Linked DNA regions of Homo sapiens: region 1 is linked to region 2. Evidence: read pairs that join two places in POLR2A ChIA-PET (ENCODE). Cell type or tissue: OCI-LY7. All regions are shown on one strand. Region 1 has its middle 78 kb from the start of DAPK1. Region 2 overlaps DAPK1 (death associated protein kinase 1).

Evidence for each region. Peaks named below come from ENCODE experiments on the same cell type or tissue, not always from the same donor. Only the 100,000 strongest peaks of a DNase experiment are listed, where the experiment ranks them.
Region 1: POLR2A ChIA-PET joins it to region 2 with 6 read pairs; 2 of 35 experiments call an interaction of 5 or more read pairs at or near these places.

The regions. Positions count from the first base shown.
Region 1 is chr9:87,417,100-87,422,099 of GRCh38, reverse strand. It overlaps the pseudogene LOC112268032. Among named protein-coding and RNA genes, the nearest start is that of DAPK1, 78 kb to the left of the region's middle. In OCI-LY7, no CTCF peak of the experiment used is centred here; no DNase peak of the experiment used is centred here.
Region 2 is chr9:87,533,769-87,538,768 of GRCh38, reverse strand. All of the region lies in intron 2 of DAPK1 (death associated protein kinase 1), which reads right to left. Among named protein-coding and RNA genes, the nearest start is that of DAPK1-IT1, 17 kb to the left of the region's middle. In OCI-LY7, no CTCF peak of the experiment used is centred here; DNase peaks (open chromatin) are centred at 2,428 and 2,878; H3K27ac peaks cover 510 bases.

The DNA of each region.
Region 1 (5,000 bases), 120 kb after region 2:
ATGATTGCTACCACCTGGGGAAGGAGTGAAAAGGCCACTGAGATAGGATGCCAAGGGAACTGAGGCCCGAAGGATGATGAGGACCATGTCCCACGCCAGGGGAAATGTCTTCAGGTGGAGGGAAGAGCAACGACAGTAGCTCTCAAGCAAGAAAGGGCATGGTGTGTAGCAGCAGCAGGGAGCAGATTGCTGTGGAGGGAGCTTTGTGAGCAAGGGGAATGTGTGGTGAGATGAAGTTGGGGAGACAGAGCACAGTCATGTAGGGCCTTATGTAGGACCCTGCTGTCCTATGTCCCCCACCTCCTAACCTGACTCCTCTGGAGAAACTTCCTTAATAAATCAAAGGCATGGGTGGGCACAGTGGCTCATACCTGTAATCCCAGGACTTTTGGAGGCCGAGGCGGGTGGATCACCTGAGGCCAGGGGTTCAAGACCAGCCCTGGCCAACATGGCAAAACCCTGTCTCTACTAAAAATACAAAAATTAGCTGGGCATGGTGGTGCATGCCTGTAATCCCAGCTACTCGGGAGGCTGAGGCAGGAGAATCACTTAAACCCAGGAGGCAGAGGTTGCAATGAGCTGAGTTCACACCACTGCACTCCAGCCTGGGCGACACAGTGAGACTCCATCTCAAAAAAAAAAAAAAAAAAAAAAAATCAAAGGCATGAATTCACTCAGTGTCCACTTCTGGGGAACTTGACCTAAGATGCTGGCCAAGTTAATTTCCCCACTAGGTGCAGGAATGATCCAAGGGTGGGAAGGCCCATGTAACATCACTGGAGACCACTGAGAAGCGGCTTTAGTGGAATTTAGACAGAAGCCAAATTGCAAGGATTAAGAAGGAAGAGGATATTGCAGACAGTTTGTCATTCTTTTTGGGTGGCCTACGCTTTCTGAAAACTCTTATTATGTTTGGGATATTTCTAGCCTTTTGCATCTTGCCTCACCAAAACAGAACTCAGAAAATTGAGATTCTCAGCCTCTCTAGCAGCTGAGATGCAGGAATGTGATGTATGCAGCTTCTCATCAGATACACCCATATTAACCACCTGTTCACAAACCAACAGCTTGAGAAAGAGACTTTCTTGTGGGATCTTTTACTACAGTTGACCCTTGAACAACATGGGGCTGGGGCAATGACCCCTGTGCTGTCAAAAATCCATGTATTACTTTTTATTCCCCAAAACTTAAGTAGTAATAGCCTACTATTGACTGGAAGCCTATATAAACAGTTGACACATATTTTATATATGTATTATATACTGTATTTTTACAATAAAATATGCTAGAGAAAAGAAAATGTCATTAAGAAAATAATAATAAGAAAATATATTTACTATTTGATATGGCTAGGCTTTGTATTCCCACCCAAATCTCATCTTGAGTTGTAATCCCCAGTTATTGAGGGAGGGACCAGGTGGGAGGTGATCGGATCATGCAGGTGGTTTCCCTCATGCTGTTCTCATGATAGTGAGTGAGTTCTCAAGAGATCTGATGGTTTTATAACTGTTTGGAAGCTCCTCCCTTGTTCCCTCTTCTCTCTCTCGCCTGCCACCATGTAAGACGTGCCTCTTCCCCTTCCGCCATGACTGTAAGTTTCCTGAGGCCTCCCCAGCCATGCATAACTATAAGTCAATTAAACCTCTTTTCTTTATAAATTAATCAGTCTCGGGTATGTCTTTATAGCAGTGTGAGAACGAACTAATACACTATTCACTTAGTGGAAGCGGATCATCATAAAGGTCTTCATCCTTGTCATCCTCATGCTGATCAGGCTGAGAAGGAGGAGGAAGAGGAGGGGCTGGTCTTTCTGTCTCAGGGGTGGCAGAAGCAGAAGACGTGGAACAGGAAGCAGGAGACACAAGCACACTCAGTGTAACTTTTGTTGAAAAAAATCCATGCAAAAAAAAATCCATGTATAAGTGCATTTCAAACCTGTGTTGTTCAAGGATTAGCTGTATTTTTGTTGGGCGAGTGGCAGCAGAAACTTTGGCTTTTTGAGCAACAGCAGTAGCAGTGGCCACAGCAAGGGAAATTTTGGTTCTTCTGCCCAGTCTTGTGGCCTGGTTTTGGGCATTCTTTTTGGAGACTCAACTTCAGCAACTCTGGTTCTCCAGCACTTCCAACAATATCTTTTTAATAAACTTCTCTTTGGAATACCTACAGTCAATTTTAATTGCTTGCAAACAGGAACTCTGCCTGAGAGAGTAGAGGATGAGAAATTGGAGCCATGGTGGGCAACCTTTTCAAAGTCACAGGAGAACAAAGAGAGTGCTAGTAGGTGGAGTAGTCAGCCTCTGAGTTGGCCCCCAATCGTTATTGCCTTTTAGTGTTCATGTACTTTTGTTGTGCCATGTTGTACCAGGACTGCTCTGTGTGACCAACAGAATACAGAGGAAATAACAGCATGTGACTTCCAAAGCTAGTTCGTAAAGAAATTATAGCTTCTGCATTGGCTTCATGAATCACACACCGTGGGATAATGCTAGCCACCATGTTATGAGAACACTCAGGCAGCCCTGTGGAGATGCTTACACAGAGAGGACTCCACTTGTCAACACAAATTTGCCAGCTTCGGCAGTGAGCTACCTCAGAAGTGGATCCTCCATTTCCATTAACCCTTCAGATACTGCAGCCTCAGCTGACCTGAATGCAACTTTTGACAGACCCCAAGCCAGAACTGCCCAACCAAGCTGCCACTCAATGCCAGACTCATAGAAACCATGGGAGATGAGAAATACTTATGGTTGTTTCAAGTCACTAAGTCTTGAAGCAATATATTATGCAGCAATAGATAACTAAAATATAATGCTTAAAGATGGTTTGTTTTGGCCGGGTGCGGTGGCTCAAGCCTGTATTCCCAGCACTTTGGGAGGCCGAGGCGGGCGGATCACGAGGTCAGGAGATCAAGACCATCCTAGCTAACACAGTGAAACCCCGTCTCTACTAAAAATACAAAAAATTAGCCAGACGTGGTGGTGGGCGTCTGTGGTCCCAGCTACTCGGGAGGCTGAGGCAGGAGAATGGCGTGAACCCGGGAGGCAGAGCTTACAGTGAGCCGAGACCGCGCCACTCCACTCCAGCCTGGGTGACAGAGCGAGACTCCGTCTCAAAAAAAAAAAAAAAAAGATGGTTTGTTTCTATAGGGCAGGAGAGAACTGAATCTATTTATAATAAAAAGAAGAGACAGGGCACATGTAGAGAACTGCTGATCTAAGGGAGAAGAGAACTGAGCAAGGTTCAGAGAGAGAAGGGAGGGAGAGAAGGAGGAAGGAAAAGAAGGAAGGGAGGAGGGAAGGAAGGAAAGAAGGAAGAAAAGAGAGAATGAAGGAGGGAGGGAAGGAAGGAGGAAGGGAAGAAGGGAGGGAGGGAAGGAAGGAAGGAGGGAGAGAAGAAAGGAGATCAAAGATGTAGGGATAGCCTTGGCAGGAAAGACAACCTGTTTTTTCTTGAGATAGGAATACAGAGGGAATGAGATAGATAGGTTAAGGATGAGCATAAAGAAGAGGGTAGATTGAGAGCTTCATCATCTCAGTAAAGTAGGAGTCAAGCAAGATCATTTGCAAGGACTGAGGTAGCCTGGGGTGAGGAGGTCTATTTTGTAAGCTTACATTTATTTAGTGTTTTTTCAACATTAACAATTTTTCTGGGGGCCAAAGCAGGAAGATTGCTTGAACCCAGGAGTTCAAGACCAGCCTGGGAAACATGGAGAAACCCCAGCTGTACACAAAATACAAAAATTAGCTGCATGTGCTGGTAAGTGCCTGTAGTCCCAGCTGCTTGGGAGGCTGAGATGGTAGGATATCTTGAGCTGGGGTTGCAGAAGTTGCAGTGAGCTGAGATCACACCATTGCACTCCTGCCTAGGTGACACAGTGAGACAGTGTCTCAAAAAAAACATTTTTTTTTTTTTTAGAGATAGGCTCTTGCTATATTGCTCAGGCTGGAGTGCAGTGGCTACTTACAGGTGCCATCAGTGTGCACTGCAGTCTTGAACTCCTGGGCTCAATGAACCCTTCTGTCTCAGCCTCAGGTAGATGGGACGACTACAGGCATGAGCCACTGCATCTACCTTACATTTATTTAGTTTTTATTTTGTGCAGGCATTGTGCTAAGGTCCTTCCATACATAATCCCATTTAACTACTCTACCAGCTCTACGAGACAAATGTCATTTTGTTAAATGATTCTTTATAGATGAAGAAGCCAATGCTAATGGGAAGTAGGGAAGCAAGAGGTAAACCACTTCTGTCAGAAACCAGACGGCAGCTCTTTTCACTCCCTACACCCTTTGAGTGGTTTACTTAAGAATGACTGTTGTGAGAAATTTAAAAAGTGATCAACAAGAGAATAGTCAAAGGAAAAGAAAAAAATGTCCTTCAAGAAAATACAGGACACTTGGCCTTCACAATTTCAACCACAAATATAGCCACAAGGATAAACCGACTTTTTCTTAGCTGTTTAAACTGGCTCTGTGCTATCCTCAGCCAGCCAGATATGTCAAGAAACACTTAGATTGGGCCTTGCGCAGTGGCTCACACCTGTAATCCCAGCACTTTGGGAGGCTATGGTGGGCAGATCACTTGAGGTTGGGAGTTGGAGACCAGCCTGTTCAACATGGAGAAACTCTGTTTCTACTAAAAATACAAAATTAGTTGGGCATAGTGGTACATGCCTGTAATCCCAGCTACTCCGGAGGCTGAGGCAGGAGAATTGCTTGAATCCGGGAGGCAGAGGTTGCAATGAGCTGAGATCGCACCATTGCACTCCAGCCTGGGTAACAAGAGCGAAACTCAGTCTCAAAAAAAAAAAAAAAAGAAAAAGAAAAAGAAATACTTAGATTGTTTTGCATGGTACATTTTAATGAAACTTTAGACATAACACCAAAATGTTATGCACATCCTAGTTTATTTTTTGGAAAGGTAAAGCTATCACGTCATTTTGTGGAATGGTTTGAGGAAGCTGCCTCTATTAATATCTAAGGCTCTACGTTAACATAACA
Region 2 (5,000 bases):
GTTACAAGTAACATTTAATGTCAAGCAGATGAGGTTTTGTTTTTTAATCTGTTACAATTTTCTTTTTCATATGCGGGCAATTCCTATGGAATCAGCCAACAAGAAAACAGCTGGGCAGAAAGTCATTCCCATCAATACTGGGTCTCACTTATTTCAGTATTTTAAAAGAACTGTTCAAATTTTTGTTCTAACAACCCGTCTCAAAGACAAATGAACCGTGTTGTTGAAGATTTCAGTGGACTTCAGTTAAAGGCCTTTCAAAGTGAGAAAATAATAGAATCTTAAGGCGAATGGAAGGATATAGCTTTTATGTATATAACATGAGCACAGATCTGCAAAATAAACCAAAATAGACATCTACACACACTCGGACATCTACAGATATGCTTGGGAAATGACTGAATATTTACAATGATTTTCTTTGGGAGTGGAATTTTTGGTGATTTTTTTTCTTCCCAGTTCCCCACCTCCAATGGCCATTATTAGTTTGATAATTAAAGGGAAAAATCTTTCTTTAAGAATAAATGGACTCCAAGAGGGCAAACCCCCAAGTCATTCTTTAGTGCCATTATTTAGCTCAATTATTAGACTATACTTCAGTGGGAAATTAACATCTTAAATTTCCTCTGAAAAGATTCCACAACTATTGTCTTGGTGAATTCATTTAAACAATGACATTGAGATTGTAGCTTTAACTTTAATTAGAATCCTTTTGACCTTAAAGTAAAAATGGGAAGATACTGAAGTCTTCAAGCCATCTGCTGAGTTACAAAGCATTTTGGGCCCGTAAAACAACTGTAATTCCTAAGGGATTTTGGATAAAAAGCTGGCAGCCACTACTTTTGTAAATGAGAGCACATTGTGACTCCTCTCAAACCCCCGCTTGCCTCGGGCCCTGCTATCTGATGTTTATAGCTTTAGGGGCTTGATTTTATGAGGATACTCCTTCCTGCCCAGAACCAATCTGGTCCTTACCAAGATTTTCTTCTAACTTCACAGCTGCACACTTCACACCATCTGCTGCTTCCAGAAATCCTTCTCCATTAAGAACAGATGATAGGAAATGCATCCTCGCTGGCATTCTCGAATGCTCCTGCAGACACACTAACGCGCACACACAGATCATATCATATATGCCACATACATATATCTACTTACCATGTATGCCGCACACACTACACATCTACACACATGCCAGATACTCCAGACATGCACACCATATTCCACATACACACACATACACCATGTATGTCACATACTACACACATGCACATCTCATCCAAACTACACATACAAAATACACAAGTATACATACACATACCACATTCACAACACACCACACACAAAACCCCACACCATACCCAGAAACATCTCCCCATACACCCAGCCCATCAAGCAGAGCTGGCTGACTGCGTACACACTATGTGATGGGGGATACTGATGCACTACAGAGGGCCTCCAAAACACATGAAAACCTCATAGGGGCTGGATGCGGTGGCTCACGCCTGTAATCCCAGCACTTTGGGAGGCCAAGGCAGGAGGATAACGAGGGCAGGAGTTCGAGACAAGCCTGGCCAACATAGTGAAACCCTGGCTCTACTAAAAATACAAAAAATTAGCCAGGCGTGGTGGCAGGCGCCTGTAATCCCAGCTACTTGGGAGGCTGAGGAAGGAGAATCGCTTGAACCCAGGAGGCAGAGCTGCAGTGAGCCAAGATTGGGCCATCGCACTCCAGACTGGGTGACTGTGTGAGACTCCATCTCAAGAAAAAAAAAAAAAAGAAAACTTCATGTCTCCAATATCAACTTTTTCAAGGTAAAATTTAATCTAAAACAACTATTACTGCTCTGATGGTAGAACTAACACCACTACTCCACTAGAAAAATATAAAATAATCAGGTTAATTAAAGTTCTTCCCCATTGTTGAATTTTGAATAAATTTATTGTTACTGTGCCTATTCAAGACAATAAAGAATTTAAATAAGAATAAAATATTCTCAAAGAGAATATAATTTGCCCTAAAGGCAAATAACATAGGAAAAGTAGCTATAAATACGCAAAAGAAACAAGATAATCCTAGTAAAATTTGAGTCTGACATGGGTAGGGGTGGTGGGGTAAATCAGCTCCCTGATTTATTTATTTATGCAATAACAAATAAAGCACTTAAATCAGTATTTTAAGTGCTTTAATTTTTATTGTGTTATTTATTGGTTAAGTTAAAATTATTATTCCCCATAAGATTTTTACAATTCCCACATGACTTGCAGATTTTTTTTTTTAACTAATTGTCAAAATCTTAGGCTCTTGGCTTTCAAAATCAGTACAGACAGATAAGAGCTTTAAGTATTTCGCATTTCCCCAGAGGAAAAAGTCAGCATCATAAACCACATGGGTCACATGCTCACGCACATGGTGTCTTAAAAACACCTTCACTTGCAGATAGGCACCAAGACTTACACCTTCTACCCTCGCCCATCCTGAGAACATGTTTGGGAGCTCTCTGCGCTTTGTGGGTCCAAGAACAAACCAGAAAACCCAGACATCTCACACTAGTACCTCTGCTACATGTCCTTAACCCAGAGGCTGTAGCTTTAGGGAAGGGGCTGCTTTGAGGACACCAAACTGCTCCTGAGCTCCTAGAGCTCGCAAGGGCTGTTTTGAGCAATATACTAACTTAGAAAACAAGAAAGAACATAAATGAATCAGCTGGCAAGCCCCATTTCACTTGGGAGGCGGAAGAGGCTGGGGACAGGTATAAATGACCCTCTTTGAAAAATCAAGTATCATTTTGTTTCTCACTACCAAGGTAACAGTCTGCTGTGGAAATTTCAGAAAACCGATGAGCAAATGGAAAATAAAAAGCACCCAGATGTAATCCTCTGCCCAAAGATAAGAACCTTGGGCCTTCCGGTTTACATCTGTGTCACCTTTTTTTCCCCTCTTACATACAAACATATTAAGTTGCCTTAACTCTGTGTCTTGGGGGAAGGATATTACTATACCGTTGCCTACTTTATTTAAAATAATATATATTTATCTAATGATTTTGCAAAGAATTTATTTAGAAAGTTTATGAATCACCATAATCTAAGAGATCTTGAATTATGTTCCTATGATAAAGAGAAATAAAATACTGGTGGGCTATATATTTAGGTTAAGTAGGGCAGAGACTAAACTTTCTTGGAGAAAAAAAAATCACATTTATAGACAGTATTACATTAAAGGAACATTATATATTTGATATCAAAGGAGACCTTCACACATGAGAACCCCAAATTAGGATCCCATACAGACCAAGTTTCAAATGTTCAGCTGTTTTTTAATCACACTCAAAGCTTAGCAGGGCTTATAATTTTTATGTAATTCAATATCAAAAGACAGACTAGTTTCCCATAAAATACTAGAATTAAACACTAAAATAAATCTAAAAAACACTAGTGTGATAGAGCATGCTCATAAGCATCTCTGTGCTGATTTTCTGCTTGATGATGCCTGGAGAACAGTAATCCCCCCATCCTTAAAGAGAACGAAAGGGGGGCTAATGGAAATGCAGTTCTCAAGCCAGAGGTGACACCAGAAACAGGGGCCATTAAAATAGACAGAGCTTGGCAGGATTTGCCTGGGGCTAGAAACACACAGAAAACAGAAAAATGGATGGTCTCTGTGTCATCTGTGTATCCATTTCCACCACGGGCTTCAAGAAACTAAGAACTGATGGTGAGGATTTCTCCTTTAATCTTCTGAATAATGCCTTCCAGAAAGTGCTCTTCCTATTGATAAACACATTTGCACACATCAAATCAATTACAGAAAATAAATCAAGAATCGGACGGGGTGGCTCATCCCTGTAATCCCAGCACTTTAGGAGGCCGAGGCAGGCAGATCACCTGAGGTCAGGAGTTCGAGACCAGCCTGGCCAACATGGCAAAACCCCATCTCTACTAAAAATACAAAAGTTAGCCAGGCGTGGTGGCACGTGCCTATAATCACAGCTACTTGGGAGGCTGAGGCAGGAGAATTGCTTGAACCTGGGAGGCGGAGGTTGCAGTGAGCCCAGATCGCGCCACTACACTCCAGTCTGGGTGACAGAGCGAGACTCCGTATCAAAAAAAAAAAAGAAAAGAAATCAAGAAAGGACACCTCACACTTTAAAAATAAGGGTATCTAACAGGAAAGCATTTAAACCATTCACTCTACCTGTCCCAACAGTGCTTACCTAACAAGAACACTGCAGATGCATAAAATGATTTTTGCTGATCCTCAGGTTGGAAATGGAATCCCAACTAAGGCATCCTACTAATAACTCAAAATAAACTCAATGGAAAGTAAACATCTATGAAGTATCTGCCTGGGAATCAGCATTGTATGTAGGGCCTTCGAAGATCCAATGAAATGTCCAGTGTGGTACCCCTGCCCTTGAGAGCAATGATTGGGAGAGGCAGAAATTGTCAATTTCAAAACTGTCAAGCCAAACCAATTGGAACAGCATGGCAGCGTTAAAAAAAAAAACAAAAAAAAAAACTGTCAAAATGAGCCAACTGCATTTTGGCCATATGTGTGGCATATCGCACATTGCACATATATTGAAAAGTATGCCTAATGTTTACCATGCATTTTTTCCTAAGAATTCATGGCAGCTTGCAAAATTAAAAAAAAAAAAATCGCAAGAAATTGGAATAATAATTCCCACAGGATCACAGTCTAAGAAAAGTGTTTTTAAAATTGCAAAGCATTATGCAAATGTATAACTAAATGGGCCTAAAGGACAGGAACCTGAGAACTGCTGTTAGAAAATGAGTGGACTCGGCCAGGTGCAGTGGCTCACACCTGTAATCCTAGCACTCTGGGAGGCCATGGTGGGCGGATCACCTGAGGTCAGGGGTTTGAGACCAGCCTGGCCAACATGGCGAAACCCCGTCTCAACTCAAAATACAAAAATTAGCCGGGCATGGAGGCATATGCCTGTAATCCCAGATATTCGGAAGGCTGAGGCAGGAGA